2 separate regions of the Mus musculus genome follow, and region 1 is linked to region 2. The links are chromatin contacts, found by POLR2A ChIA-PET in ENCODE. All regions are on one chromosome and are shown on one strand. Each heading gives the region's core, a stretch centred on a gene start or an enhancer-like site at or near the end of the contact. The rest is flanking DNA. Distances are from core to core; before and after follow the strand shown. Region 1 holds the start of Sp2 (Sp2 transcription factor). Region 2 holds the start of Pnpo (pyridoxine 5'-phosphate oxidase).

The links. ChIA-PET counts read pairs that join two places held with the same protein, here RNA polymerase II (POLR2A).
Region 1: POLR2A ChIA-PET joins it to region 2 with 35 read pairs in Patski. The contact joins the promoter of Sp2 here to the promoter of Pnpo in region 2. POLR2A ChIA-PET finds 5 or more read pairs at or near these places in 4 of 5 experiments (Patski and embryonic stem cell).

Annotation. Positions count from the first base shown.
Region 1 is chr11:96,971,928-96,979,459 of GRCm38, forward strand. It overlaps Sp2 (Sp2 transcription factor), which reads right to left and starts at 5,761. Exons shown (of 7, transcript NM_001080964.2): 1 at 5,694-5,761. The coding sequence starts at 5,700.
Region 2 is chr11:96,939,621-96,946,345 of GRCm38, forward strand. Pnpo (pyridoxine 5'-phosphate oxidase) reads right to left here and starts at 4,399. Exons shown (of 7, transcript NM_134021.2): 1 at 4,111-4,399; 2 at 2,790-2,914; 3 at 1,236-1,335; 4 at 396-449; 5 at 28-156. The coding sequence starts at 4,248. It overlaps D030028A08Rik (RIKEN cDNA D030028A08 gene), which reads left to right and starts at 4,526. Exons shown (of 6, transcript NR_003293.3): 1 at 4,526-4,594; 2 at 5,225-5,473.

The sequences.
Region 1 (7,532 bases), core at 4,511-7,010, 34 kb after region 2:
CACATCATCACTCTGTTGAGGGGTCAATAGCATCCCATCAGACAGCCGACGCTCCAACCATCACGCACAGGCCTATGTGATCTGACTTCCTGTCCTCCCCAGAGCTTCTGGGCTCTTGTGCCAGGTCCTTCTGTTGCTCCCACATCTGCATGGTTCAGCCTCCTCCCCTCACTCTAGACAGAACTGGTTCAATGCCCGTCACTTTCAGGGTTCCATGAAGTCCCCATCTCACTATGTCCCTGAACACCCTGTGTAACTGCCTCTCCCACACATTTCCCCTCCCTCCCTCCCTATTTTTATCCTTAGCACTTACCACTTCCCAGCAAGTACTCATTAGTTACTTAATTACTGTCTTATTAAGAATGCAAATTTCCTAAAGGCAAGGGTTTCTCTTGTACCTCTAGAACTTAGCACACAGTTGGAGCCTTCTATATTTGCTTAATACACTTGTGAATAAATGAATCCTGAAGGAACAAAGAGGGAGTGATGCTAAATGGAGTTTAGAGACCAAGGAGGGCTGGGGTGTGGCTCAATTGCTGGCATGCTTTCCTATCGAGCACCAAGCCCGGGTCCCATCCCCAGTACCCAATCCATTAAGTGTGGCCATGCCTGTGAGCTGTAGCAGGGCAGACACTTCATTGCAAGCACGTCAACCCACAGACGGCACTACAGCTCCAGGCTACACTCTTACCATTTCCAGTTAGCATGAGAATGGGGGACATTAGGTCAGACCATACACTAGAGCGTCTAAATGTGAACACTTGGTCTGTCTCATTCTGGACTATTTTCGTCCAAGCATGACTGCTGTCAGTCCTAGTTTGCTTGTGGCCTGAGTCACAGGGCATCAATGTGGGGGCCCCGGGATGATGGGAACTCTTAAGCATGATGGGACCAGCCCCAGGAAACCATGCAAGGCCTTTCCAATTAGGAACAACCATCTGTGATGAGATTCAATGCCCTCTTCTGGTGTATCTGAAGACAGCTAGAGTACTCATATATGTAAAATAAATAAATAAATCTTAAAAAAGAAAAAAAAAAAAAGAACACTGGAACTCAGAATTCCGTCATAGAGAAAAGCAGGAGTCCCCCCCAAGAATCTCCTTCTACACAAACATGCTGCCTTTTTTGCTTAGGCAATGTCTTCGTGAGTCACTCTTTGAGCTCCCCCAGGCTAGGATCAGCTTCTGAAATGAATAGTGACTTCATTTCCCTGGAGAAGAGAGGAAGGCTGGCTTCCATTTACTCTTCTAAAACCCGGGAAAAGCCTTTGTCTGTTTCTTGGTTGTTTTCCTCCTCCAATTTCCAATTAAACATAAACCAGAGGCAGAATTATTTCACTTCTAATCGCATGACCTACTAGCTATTTCCTAATTCCCGTTCCCAGTCTCAAGAGCCACTTTGTGATTTTTACCAAATCCCACAGGAGAGATGACAACCCCAACAAACAAGTTCTAGAGAGACATTTAGAAACGTGCAATGACTGCTAATTCTTCCCAATTTTGCCCTGTGGCTGACATGAATGGCACCTGAAGGGCCTAAATCACCACACAGAGGGAAACTGGCCTCTCAAAGGACTTAGCCTTCGCCACCCAAGCTAAATCTCTGCACTGTAACTCAGCAGCTGCTGGCCGGTCCCAGCAAGCAGTCTTGATGCAGAAAGAGAGGTAGCTGAGGGATGAGATGCCCATCATCCGACTCCAACAGCTGGGCTTCAGCTAGCTTGTACAGTGATGTGACAGCTTCATGTCTCCATGCTGCCAGGAGCTCCCTCTGGGCACACAGAGAAACAGCAAGATGGGATACTCTGCCCACCCTCAGCCCTGTACTGGGCAATGTCTCAGCTTAGAGCATGCCAGTCTGGAGTGCACCCCGAGGAAAGGCACAGTGATGCTTGTGCCAGGGACAGAGAGCAGTCCAGAAGCATACTGAGAGGTCTGGCTGCTGGTGCCAATTCTGAACTTGCGCCTGTGTTTTGTTTTTACCTTCAGAGTCCCATGAAGCAGTAGAAAAAGTTTTCTACTTCACCATTTGTCAACTGGAACAAGTCCACCACTGACACCAGGGAGCTTCTCGAGAGTGACACCCCCACCCCCTCCTCCAGCCCCTCCTCCAGCCTCATTCTTGCTTAGCCTGGCGTGCCCCATACTTTCAACCACTTTTACCTTCCCACCAGGCTCCAAAAGAACCTTCTGCCCTGGGGTCTTCGGAAAAGCTGCTCATGAAAACATTGGTTGGTAATGAAGAAAGCTCCCTAAGAGACAGAACTGCATCTACATTTCAGAAACAAAGACCTGAGAGTTGGCTGTGGAAGGAAAGGAGAAAGAAGGACAGGAGGGAGATGGGCCATGCCTGAGTCTGCACAGCAGTACAGAGAAGCACCAACGGCTCGGGTGACTGAAGCTCCCAGCAGAACCACTCATTTGGGCCATCCTGTGGGTATAATTTCCTTGTGTTTGTTCATTTGAGACAAGGTCTTGCTATGCCCAGGCTAGCCTGCAACTCGATAAGTAACCTAGGGTAGACTCAAACTCTCAATCTTCCTGCCTTAACCTTGAATATGTTAGGATTACGTGCATCAACCATCCCCAGCCTGGGCCCCTGGTTTAGAACATCCTGGGAAGAAGTTTACACACCCTTTAAATCACCCAAAAGTACAGTCCAGACATGCCACCCAGTAAACATATAAGGAAGTATATGATCTCCTAACAGATTACTCCAAATTCACAGCCCACAAGGCTTAAAATGAGGCTACATAATGCTGTCAACCCAGAGGCTCTCACAACACTCCACAACACCTTCACAATAAGGTCTCTCTGCCTCTTTCTCTCTGTGCCCATTATCCACTTGTTCCAAAATAATGACTGATACTTTCAATATCTGCAAGCAAAGCTTCCAGTTGGAGTGTAGATAGAACAAAGAAGAGACGGACTGAAGGAAACTTAGAAAAAAAAAAAGTCCCATTTTTACAGCAGTGGAGTGCTCAGGGTCTAGAAAACTGCTAGAGTCTACTAGCTGGCTGCAAGAAACTTTAAAAGTCGTTCTAAGGGCCATGGTTGGGCAACACTTGCTTAAAGAAAGCTTGGGGATTGCCACATATGCGTCAACGGTCAGACTTGACACTGCTTGCTACAAGGGATTATAACTTCTCCAAAACACTTAACCACTTAGAAGAACTAAGATAGTCAAGACCAAAATACTAACTTCTCTACCTGCTGGAATGGATAGGCTTTTTTTTTTTTTTTGGTTTTTCGAGACAGGGTTTCTCTGTAGCCCTGGCTGTCCTGGAACTCATTTTATAGACCAAGCTGGCCTCCAACTCAGAAATCCACCTGCCTCTGCCTCCTGGGATTAAAGGCGTGCGCCACCACGCCCGGCATGGATGGGCTTTTTACCCAAACATCTGCCGTGTAATCTTTTTTACTGCTTCTCTTCCCTTTGACAGGCCTCCACAGGCCCACATTTTTTGATATCTTCTAATTCATGTATTGGTTTTGTGCTCCCTCCCTCCCTGTGTGTATGTGTCTTTGTGTACAAAAGTATTGAAGTTGTTTCTTTCCTTCCAGGTGAGACACAAGGCCTCAGGTAATCAGACTTGGCAACAAGTGTCTTTACCCACTGGGCCTTCTCAGTGATCCTGGCCCAATGTTTAAATCAAATCTAAGTAGAGGTCATCTATGTAGTATCAGCAGGGATGTCAAACTCTTCCCCTCAGAGCAGCTGGGTGCCCAGGGGAAGATCCGGTTATGGACAAATCCTAGTTAGTTTTCTTTGGCAAAGAGCCTGTGTCTTTAGCAGCCTAGCTTGCGGAGCTCACAATGGTGTCAGAGCAGCTTATTTTTCCCAATGGCTGTTGATTTTACTCAAAGAGGCAAGTAGGAGGACTGGAACTAGACAGCTCATCCGTCACTTCAGCCAAAGATAACTCATGGTCACTGGTATTGATTGACGTCTGCCTGGTCACTAGAAACCAAGCAAATTGGTACACACCCATAACCTCGGCACTTGGGAGGCTGAGGCTGGAGCATAGAGATCTCAAGTTCAAGGCCTACACAGATCACAGGACAAACACACGCCAGCCAGGGCTTCACAGCAAGACCAGGCTCCAACACCCTACCACCTAAATAAGAAACCACTGCAACACTGACATAAGCCCTATTGGGAGGTTCTGAGATCCGCGCTGTTCATTGTCCTTAAGAATTTAAAAGAAAACAAGACACTGCAGTTATACTCATCGCTACAGACAATGGACTTCTTTGTGTCAATAATGGAAAATGCTACTGTGTGGTCTGGGCTCTTGTCATCCCCTGTGCCAGTTCACTGTGAGCTGGCTCACCCTAACCTTTCTAGCCCTCCAAGACAGCTCAGCCGTAGAGGTGCTTGTCCAACATTTGTGGATTCAACCTTCATCACCACAGGGGGGTGGGGGGGGGGTGTCTCAACTCAGGGTTTTGTCCTCTGTAATGCCAAGGGCCTTCTAGGGCACAGCATGGAACAGCTGTAGCCTGTTCCTGCCAGTACACACTGAAAAGTTAATCGCCTTTCTACAATGAAATCTGTATAAAGGGGACCCTTGGGCCAATTCCTGGCTCACAGACCACTGGCTATGGTCTGCCTCTCTCCTCGTTGACAGGCCTCTACAGGCCCAAACTTTTATTTTGATATGTAATAATCCTGTAACCTCCTAAAAATGGGGAAAGTTCAGGAGAAAAAACCAAACAGAGTCCCCCTGGATCATGTTAGTTATGAAACGATTAAACATGACAGGCTATTAGAATCAAAACCAAGGAATGTAGAGAGGACAGGTTTCTCAGTCGCCCAGCGCAAAAGACAGTTCCTTTTCTACTAAAACTAGAATAAGGCACTGGGAAAGAAACCTAAGAAGGAAGGGAAGATTCTGAGCACCCTTAAGCCAGCAACGCGGATGAAGAAAAGCATCTATTTTATTTCTTAGGTCATCTGTTACGAGCGATAGCGCCTACGCTTTTTTGGAATTCCAGTGCATTTTTGCCCAACCCCCCCACCCCCCGCAAGGGGCATCGGGCCATAGCCTGGGAGCTCTGTCCACAAGTTCTCCAAACTTCTAAAATTCCAAGAGCTTGCAGATACTAGCCGCAGGCTCAAGGATCCAGGTATAAACATTAAAAGTCGGTTTTTCGTTCAGCAGTCATCTGCCTAGGGCGTTCCCTCCAATCCTGCCACCCTCTGGGACTGCGGTGGCCCGGCCAGCAGGCTGCAGTTCAGACCAGCAGGGCCCATCTGACTGGCACCACCTGGGTCCCAAGCCTGGGCTGCCCACAGGACGAGCCCGAGGGGGCGTCGGCCGCCTGCGTGGAGCAAACTCGGGCGCAGGCTGAAGGCCCGGCGCGACCCAAGCTGAGGGGGCGAAGGGGGTTATCAGGCTCGCCCTGCTGCCCCCGCCGCCTGCCAGCCCCGGAAGCGCCGCCCTCCCGCCCGGGGCTCCGAGGGGCGGGGAGTCTAACGCCCCCTTCCGGGTGCCTCCGCCCGGCCGGCCAGCCGCGCTCCTCCTCCGGGCGGGAATCCTTCCTCCCCCGCCCCTCCCGTAGCCGGGCCCCGGCGCCAGTCCCAGTCCCAGGGGGGCACCCCCGGTTCCGGCCTCCCCTCCCCGAGGCCTCTGTCCGTCTTCCCGACCCTTGAGGGCCGGGAAGACGCCGCCGGCAGACGCCAGGACCCACCGCTCATTACGACATCTTCCTCCCTGGCCTCCGCCGCCTCCGCCGCCACCGAGAGCCTGACACCGCCCGCCTAGCACCCGCCAATCCCGGAGCCCGCCACCGCCCGAGCGACGGCAGCTTTTACCAATGAACGCTTGGTACATTGGGGACCGACAGCATTTTCAACCAATCATTGGGAAGCATCTAGAGTGACGTTGGTCTGGCCAATAGAACTGTGAAGTGTCATTGATAGACGGTAGGAGTCGCCAACCGGAAATCAACGGGGGAATGAACGACGTATCCTTTAGCCAACTGGCGGGAGGCAAAGTCCCGCCTGCTAGGAGGTTGATGGACAGCAACAGGAAGCTGGGTGAGGAGGGGCTTAGCCGAGAAGTGTTTTTGTATTGGTCGTAATTGACCTTCCACCCACCTCTAACCCAGCAGATAAGTGATAGATCTGCCCTAAAGCCAATCAGAAGTGCTACTGTGAAATGCCCCGTAAAGAGCTTATACATCTCTCAATACAGTCTGGCATGGTGAGTCTCAAGTGTAGCTGTCGGATACGCGGTGCCCGGCCCCCAGTGAGCGCATCGCCTTCACCTCAGGCCCTCGCCCGCCATCCATCGCCTCTCGAGAGTCGACGACCTGGCAGGAGTTGGGTTACCTGGCACTTCCTAGAGGGAATTGTCATTATGTCATCTCAAGCCCCTGTTAATCTTCACCAATGTTTCGCAGAGCTTCCCTGATCCTCTCAGCTTCAGACAGGCGTGTTTGAGCCTTTATCAAAAGCAGATCCCTAGGGTCGTCCCTAGTTACATTTGCTATTTCCCGGGGGGCGGGGTGTGTGTGCCTAGAATCTGCATTTTAGCCTGCGCCTCAGGTGGGCAGAATTGCACGCTGGCATCCTAGCGACCCTGCTTGGTCTCTGCTTCATCTCCTCCTGTATGAGGGGCCGTGCTTGACAGGCACCACAGGTAGGTTTAGCTTTCTCTTCCAGGCCCTCTGCGAACGACTAACTTAGGCAAGCTGTACGTAGCACTCAGAGGGAATTCACGCTGGCTTGAGACCTGCGTGGGTAGGAAACCCCACACCCCATCTGCAGTGGACCCTTAGACTCTTGTTGAAGCCAGAGCACTCACACATCCACCTCATAGTACCACCCTTCCTGGTTGGTTTTGTTTTGTTGTTTTAACCCACAGTGAGAAAAAAATGTTTTACATCCAGTAAATTAACTTATAAGAACATGTAACAAAGCTTCCCAAATCAACATTTGAGAGACATTGATCGCAGGTAGATGAGACACATACATCCCTGCTGGGGTCTTATTTGCTGAGGATCAAGTCCCCAACACTAAGCATGAACTGTATAAACACTAAGCATGAACTGTATCGTCGAGCTGTTCCCCAGCTCTCATTACATTTTCTCTTCGCCTCTTCTATCTTCCTCCTCCTTCTTCCTGTCACTTCGAAGAAAAGGTTGCTGAGATAAAGTGATAACAAAATATAGAGCCAAGCTGGGTGGCAGTGGCCCAGGCCTTCAATCCCAGCAGCAGGGAGGCAGAGGCTGGCAGATCTCTGACTTTGAGTCCAGCCTGGTCTACAGTGAAAGTTCCAGGACAGCCAGGACTACACAGAGAAACCCTGTCTAAAACAAAAACCACACACACACACACACACACACACCACAAACCACAAACAAAAAAATAAATAAATAAACAATAAAGAGCCAAATGCTTAGAGTGTAGTAATTTGGAATTACCAGTCTACCTCTCTCTGGTTAGGTTTTGAAACACCAAACATCAGATGCTATCAGTTCTGGAGCTAGAATCCTTCACTTGGGGCTGGGAAGATGTCACTTGCT
Region 2 (6,725 bases), core at 3,149-5,648:
AGAGGATTATACAGAGGTCCTACTTACCTCCCGGTCAGGGATCACAGAACTCTGGCGACTGACCACAGCCCCAATCTGGCTGCTCTTGGGGCGGGAATGGAAGTAGTTCTCGGCCTCCTTCTCTGGGAGTTTCTTCACAGGGCCTTCCACACGCACCTGTTGGTGGATGAACCTGGCTAGGTGATGCTTGACACTACTAAACCTTTCTGCTAGCCCAGGCCCAGTTTTTCCCTGTTCCATCAGCTGCCCCAACACTCCCAGGCCCATCTAGACTGAGAGCTGGGTGTGAAAGGCAGAGTGGCCAGGCCCAGGCAGAACATGATTCCTACATTCATTTATAAATTCACCCCTGCTCACCCAGCCCACCAGAAGTGGTTGTGGGGACGACCACTCACCTGACGGTTCAGGGGCTCCCAGTAGAAGACAAGAGAGGCAAAGGGATTAGAATCCTGGAAAGAAGAGAAAAGGTACTATCGAAACAGGAAATCGGTACTTCCTGCATGTAGGGGGAAGGCAGAAGATGGAGTAGGATACCATCAACAGGTGCATTCACGGTTACATCGCATTTAAACTCTCAAAGGTGAGCCTCCGGTGGCATAGCTGAAGACAGGCCCTCAGGGGTAGAGCTGGGTGTGAGCCAGGTTAACTCCAGTTAGAGGCTCGGCCATTCCAATCACCATCGTTGTAGTTTTGAATATTTCTGTTCTTGTTTTTGACACAGGGTCCCATTCTGTGCTCATTTGTGCTAATCCTCCTGCCTCAGCTTCCTGAATACTGGAGAGGTGTGAACTACCACACCCAGCTCACTCAGGGAGTTTTGACAGTCAATGTGACATGCACTCCGACTGGCTTAACAAATGCATATGAAATGCCAACTCCTGTGTACCTTAGAACAGGTGCTGGGAACAAAACAGATGAAATAAAAGTGGCAACCTTTGCTCCACAGAGCTTACAGTGTAGCAGGGGAGACAAGTGTCAATCATGTGATCATATAAACAAATGCATGGCCAGAAGCAAAAAAATTACATATATACATATATATGTGTATATGTAGGTTACCAGGTGGATGAGACCAGAAGGAACGGGTGCTGCTGAGTAGCAGATGTGGAGGTGGGTGTGGCTTATTCATTCACAGTGCCCAGGCCTGGAAGCAGGAGGGAGCCCGAGCAGGGGTGGTGTAAGCCAGGGCTTAGGCTAGCCCTGTCCGTCCTGGAAGGATTCACCCTGACCCTCACCAGCTCTTTTCCCTTCCGGCTCTCGTAGTTAGTGAAGAAGCGGAAGCCGTCTTTGCCAAAGCCCTTCAGCAGCAGCATCCGGGCAGAGGGTTTTCCGTCTCTAGGGGGCACACAGCAGAGCACCAGGTCAGAACCCAACCCACTGTTCTCACCCCGGAGCAACCCCTCTAGCCATGCCCAGCCACGCCCCAGCCATGCCCCCCTTATGGAGGCAAATGTCAATGGTGTAAATCATATAGACAAATGCATAGACATAAACTGAAAGAGAAAGACGGCAGAGAGTCAAGTTGTGGGCTCCGATGCCATCAAACAGTGCCCTTAGGAACCTGTCCAGGAGGTATAAGTGTGATTCCACTGTCTGGGGGCTCTTTGTGGCTCAATCAGTACCCCCCTTAAGGGATGTATGGCACACTGCCCTAACCACCGTGTGACTGTTTTTGGAAGATAAGAGGTTTTAGGAAGGCAATTAAGATTAAATGTAGTCCATGGGGTAGGACTCTCTCGAATCCAGTAAGACTGGTGTCTTTGTAAGAAGAGAGAGAAAGAGAGACAAGACAGAGTGGGGGCTCTCTCAAAGGTCACATGAAGACACGGTAAGGGGGTGGCTAGCTTCAGAGGCATCACCAGACACCGCCCCTGACAACCACTTGCTCTCAGACTTCTAGCCTCCAGAAGTATAAACAGTAAACCCCTGTTGCCTATAGTACTTTGCTCCGACATTGATGAAAACCGTGCACTGCTGGGAGAGACTGGACCGCCAACACACTGAACTAATGCATCACGCAGAGAAGCAATGGTGGACGGCCCTCTGCTCAGAGCTCTGAGTAACACTGAGGGTGTCAAAGCCCCATCTTGATGCCTGGTGCTTTAGTGAGAAGGGACAAGAGGAGCTGAATAAGGAGGCTGACCTTAGAGATTTCTCACAGGGTATGACTGCTTGGTAATTCCCATGCTGGGTTTCAAGAGAGGGAATAAGGGGGCTGGAGAGATGGCTCAGCGGTTAAGAGTGCCAACTGCTCTTCTGAAGGTTGTGAGTTCAAATCCCAGCAACCACATGGTGGCTCACAACCATCTGTAATGAGATCTGATGCCCTCTTCTGGGGTGTCTGAAGACAGCTACAGTGTACTTACATATAATAAATAAATAAATCCTTAAAAGAGAGAGAGAGAGAGAGAGAGAGAGAGAGAGAGAGAGAGAGAGAGAGAGAGAGAATAGGGCCTCAGGGCCAGTCCCAGCAGATATAGCTCCAAAAGTCAGGGCTTGAGCAGATAGGAGCCTGAGGGAGGCCAAGGGCCATGAGGGGTGAGCAGATAGGAGCCTGAGGGAGGCCAAGGGCCGTGAGGGGATACATTAGGGATGGAGATGTATAAGGAACTGCATTTTATCACTAGAGAGTATTCAGTGATCTGGCTTTGGTTTACCAGTTAAGGACTGGTTTACTGGGGCTCAGAGAAGGCTGGCTTTAATAGCGGAACTAAAGATATAATAATGTTGAGAGCACTTCCTAATCTCCATCTGGACCCACCCACACAGAGGCCCCAGGCTGTGTGTACCTGGTGCAGGTAGCCACACACATAGCATTGGCTTCTCCTATGTCCGGACACTGAACAGCCTCGTCAAACCAGGAAGCAAACTGCTTCATGGGATCCAGAGAGGTCAGATGAGTCTCCTCGAATGCCTAGAAAGAGAGGTTGATGTCAGCGAATGAACAATGTTTACTCTGTGCCTGGCAATGGGCTGAGATGTTTTTCAAATGTAAATGCATTTAGCCATCATAATGATGACCATGAGAGAAAGAAAAAAACACCAACCAAACAAAACACTACTCAGGAAGTAGGTTCTATGTCCATTTACAGATGGTGAAACAGGCATAAAACGGCCCAGTAAGTCCCTGAGTCTCCTAAGGAGGAAGGGATGAACCAGGGCTGGAGTGTGCTGAAGTTCCTGTGGGTCACCTCATTCTTTTTCATGAAGTAGTTCTAAGGTTTCACAAGAGCCTACATCTCAGTCAAGCACTCCTGCAGATGTTCACGGATAAGCACACTTGGCCACTGTAGCTCTGGATCCCAATCCCAGAACTGATCTCTTGGTCCCTGACCTGAGTGGGGAGAAGATCATGATGAGGGAGGTTAAAACGAAGAGCTTCCAGGTTAGCCTTGAACTCACTGTGTAGCCGGACCCTGAACTCTGGATCCACTGTGCCTAGTTCATTTGGTGCCAAAGGTGGAACCCAGAACCCTCATACACACCAGGCAAGACTCCACAACACTCAGCTACAAGCCCAGCTTCCGCTCCTTTATAAATTTATATCACGTTTATGACTGTTTTAAGCATTTTACAAATGCCTAAATATAGACTGGTAAAGACATCTACCACGAAACCTGACAACCTGAGTTCATTCCTGGTGACCTACGACATGGTGGGAAAAAAAAAAAAACAAAAACAAAAACCAAAAAACTCCTGAAAGTTGTCGCCTGTCATACATGTATAAACACATGTACACTCTAAATGTATAAAAATGTAAAAAATGAGAAAACCCCCAAACCCACAGCATCCTTGTGAAGTAGGTATCACCACTTTACAGGTGGATAAACTGAGGCCCAAAGAGCATAAATTGTCCACAGCGAGACAGTCAGAAAAGGGCTGGGTTCCAACACAGGTGGGTTCTGATGTCAAGGGGTCTATGAGTACACGTTAATCCACGGTTCCCCTGAGGCCCTCCCCAGTAGCTGTCTCTGAAACCCTCTTCTCCCATCAGGGTGACCCCTAAATCCCGTTGCCTTGTAAGTGGCCCCTGAAAGCACAAGGCGCTCCTCCAACCCTTTGCTAATTTAGGGACACCCCCTTTCCGTGTCCCGGCGGCAGCGGCAGCACCTCTCGATCCCCGCGGTAACTCTTGCGCATTGGTCCCAGGTCCATGACTGCACCCCGACAGCACAGGTGACGGAGGTAGCCCGTCCACTTCGCAGGTCTCCTGAACGTCACAGTGACGCTCAGCAGCCCGCACGTCATGTAAGCAGTCGGCCACGTGACCCAGCGTCGCCTGGCCCTGGGTTCGGAACCAATTGCTCAGCCTGTGTGTCTAGCCTGGGAAGGAAGAATTTACTAGAGCCCCAGACAAGCTAGTAAGTCCTAAGTTCTCGGAACCAAGGTGCCTAGGATCAACCAATAGCTGTCCAGGACCAGAGCAGGGATCCATACCTGGAGAGCTTATTGGTTTGAGTTACCTGGAGCGAGACCAATTAGAGCGGGAATGAAGGAACCCAGCAGCCAATGGGCAGCGCCTCCAGGGGCGGGAGCAGAGAGACAAGGAAATGCTGTCACCGCCGTTTAAGAAGCACGTGGAGGTTTGTTAAAGGTATAGGGACAGCAGCCAAGGCGAGGGCGGGGCGAAGTCTCGGGGCTGGAGAGGAGAGGTCCGCAGTAAGTGGCCGGCCAGTGGCGGGCTACTGAAGAAGAACGTAGGGCAGGGATCCCCTCCTGGCGCAGCGGAGGTTGGAAGACTGGGCAAGAAAACATGGTTTGGGGGCCGGACTCGGAAGCAAAGGTGTTAGGGACACAGGGAGAGACTGAGGGAGAAGATTGTGGCTTGAGAGTAAGGAGAGACTGAAACTGCCTTGTAAACCGCAGGGCAGGTGCTGAGGGTCGTGGTGGTGGGCTGATACTCTGGGGACTGGGGAAGCACTCTGGGGTCAGGAAGGAGACTCTGAGGCGAGAAGGGAGTCAGCTGAATAGAAAGAAGACAGAAATTGGAATCAGGCTACCCCAGAGCAGAATGGTCTTCCCTTCTAACTTGTAACCCTTTCCTAAGGGTTGGGCTGGGCTCAGGGCATCCTATACCCAATGCAGTGGAGTTACTACTAGCCACTGCTCTAACAGATGGAAGGGCTGTCCCTTTCCTAAACCTCTTTCAACTTGGTTATTTCCTCCTTTTCATATTTCTTCTTGTTGTTGTTGCTGTTTTTATTTCTTTGTTGTTCCTTTCTAGGTAGTGGGAGGCATAGTTTTTGGCAATAGCCAGCCAAGGATACAGGGAACAGGTGCGGCGCCTGCACGCTGACTTCACGTGGTGGATGTCTGGCTGAGAGAGAAGTAGGAAATCCTCACAACGCTTCTTCCAGCTTTGATCTGCCTGGGGCAGCCCGTGGTGGAAGATGACTCTGTAGCCCTGGTGTCTACCAGTATCCGGAGTGGGAGCCCCAAGAGCCATGTAGACAGGCACCCAGCACTGTGCCAGGTAAGAGACCTTCTTGGCCTGCCTTGGTGTCTGCAGTGGGAACTCATTATCCTCTGTCTACAGCTTGAGCCAGCGCAATCTGCTGCACAGAAGCAAGAGGAAGGAAGCTTGCTGAGAAAAGTGGTGCATGCCTGCCGGTTGTCTCAGCACTTAGACTAAGGCCAGCCTTGGCTACATAGTAAACGTGAGGCTAGCCTAGAATTTTTGGTGCATTGTCGTTTTCTCCCATGAGCAGGATGGGGAGAGTCGTCTGGCTCTTGCAGTGGACTGTAGTAGTTAGTCATCAGCATCCCTTATAAGGTCCACTCTCTTTTTCTATTCCCGGGGCTGCTCTTTCTTTGGAGCAAGAGCTTCCTAGGTACTGAGACTTCCAAGACAGGATCATGAGCTGGGTGTGGCGCCACACAGCTGGGACTCCAGCCCTTGGGAGGCAGAGGGAAAGGATCATGGGATTAATACCAGCTGCACAGCCTTAAAAAGGAAAAACAAACAAACAAACAAAAAAACGAAAAACCAACCAACCAACCAAAACAAAACAAAACAAAAAAACCTCCAAAACCAAAAAACAAAACCACACAACAACCATGAGATGTGTATTTATATAGCCTATCCATTCAATAAACATTTACCAGAGACTGCCTTTAGGCTAGGCATTGAGCCAGGTCTTACAGTACCAAAGTGAAGGCCATAGCATGATTCCTGGCCACACTGGCAGGTCTGTGAGCCAGAGAGAGTCGCAGGTGGTTAGCATGGTCCTGTTAGGCAAAGGAAAACTGAACCGAAGGGGGCCAATCAGTGCAGAAAGGCTTCCTTGTGGGAGCCGACTGGAGATGGTCGGTCTTAAACATTTTTTTATCTTATATAAATGAGTACACTGTCGCTGTCTTCAGACACAGCAGAAGAGGGTATTGGATCCCTGTTACAAACGGTTGTGAGCCACCATGTGGTTGCTGGGAATTGAACTCAGGACCTCTGGAAGAGCAGGCAGTGCTCTTAACCCCTGAGCCATCTCTCCAGCCCTTGAAGATTGTCTTAAAGGGTATTTGCCAGATGGGCAGTGGAACAGGTGTTTAGGAAGAGGGAAGGTGGCCAGTAACAGCTGATGCATCTGGGCCCTTGGAGCGGTGAGATGCTGCTGAAGCCAAGTAGCTAGAAATCGATGAGATGCTCAAACAGCAACCTGATGCACCTGCCCCACCCCTGAAGGTAGTGAGGGCCCATCTTTTAGACACAGTGTTTCCAATTCTTTATA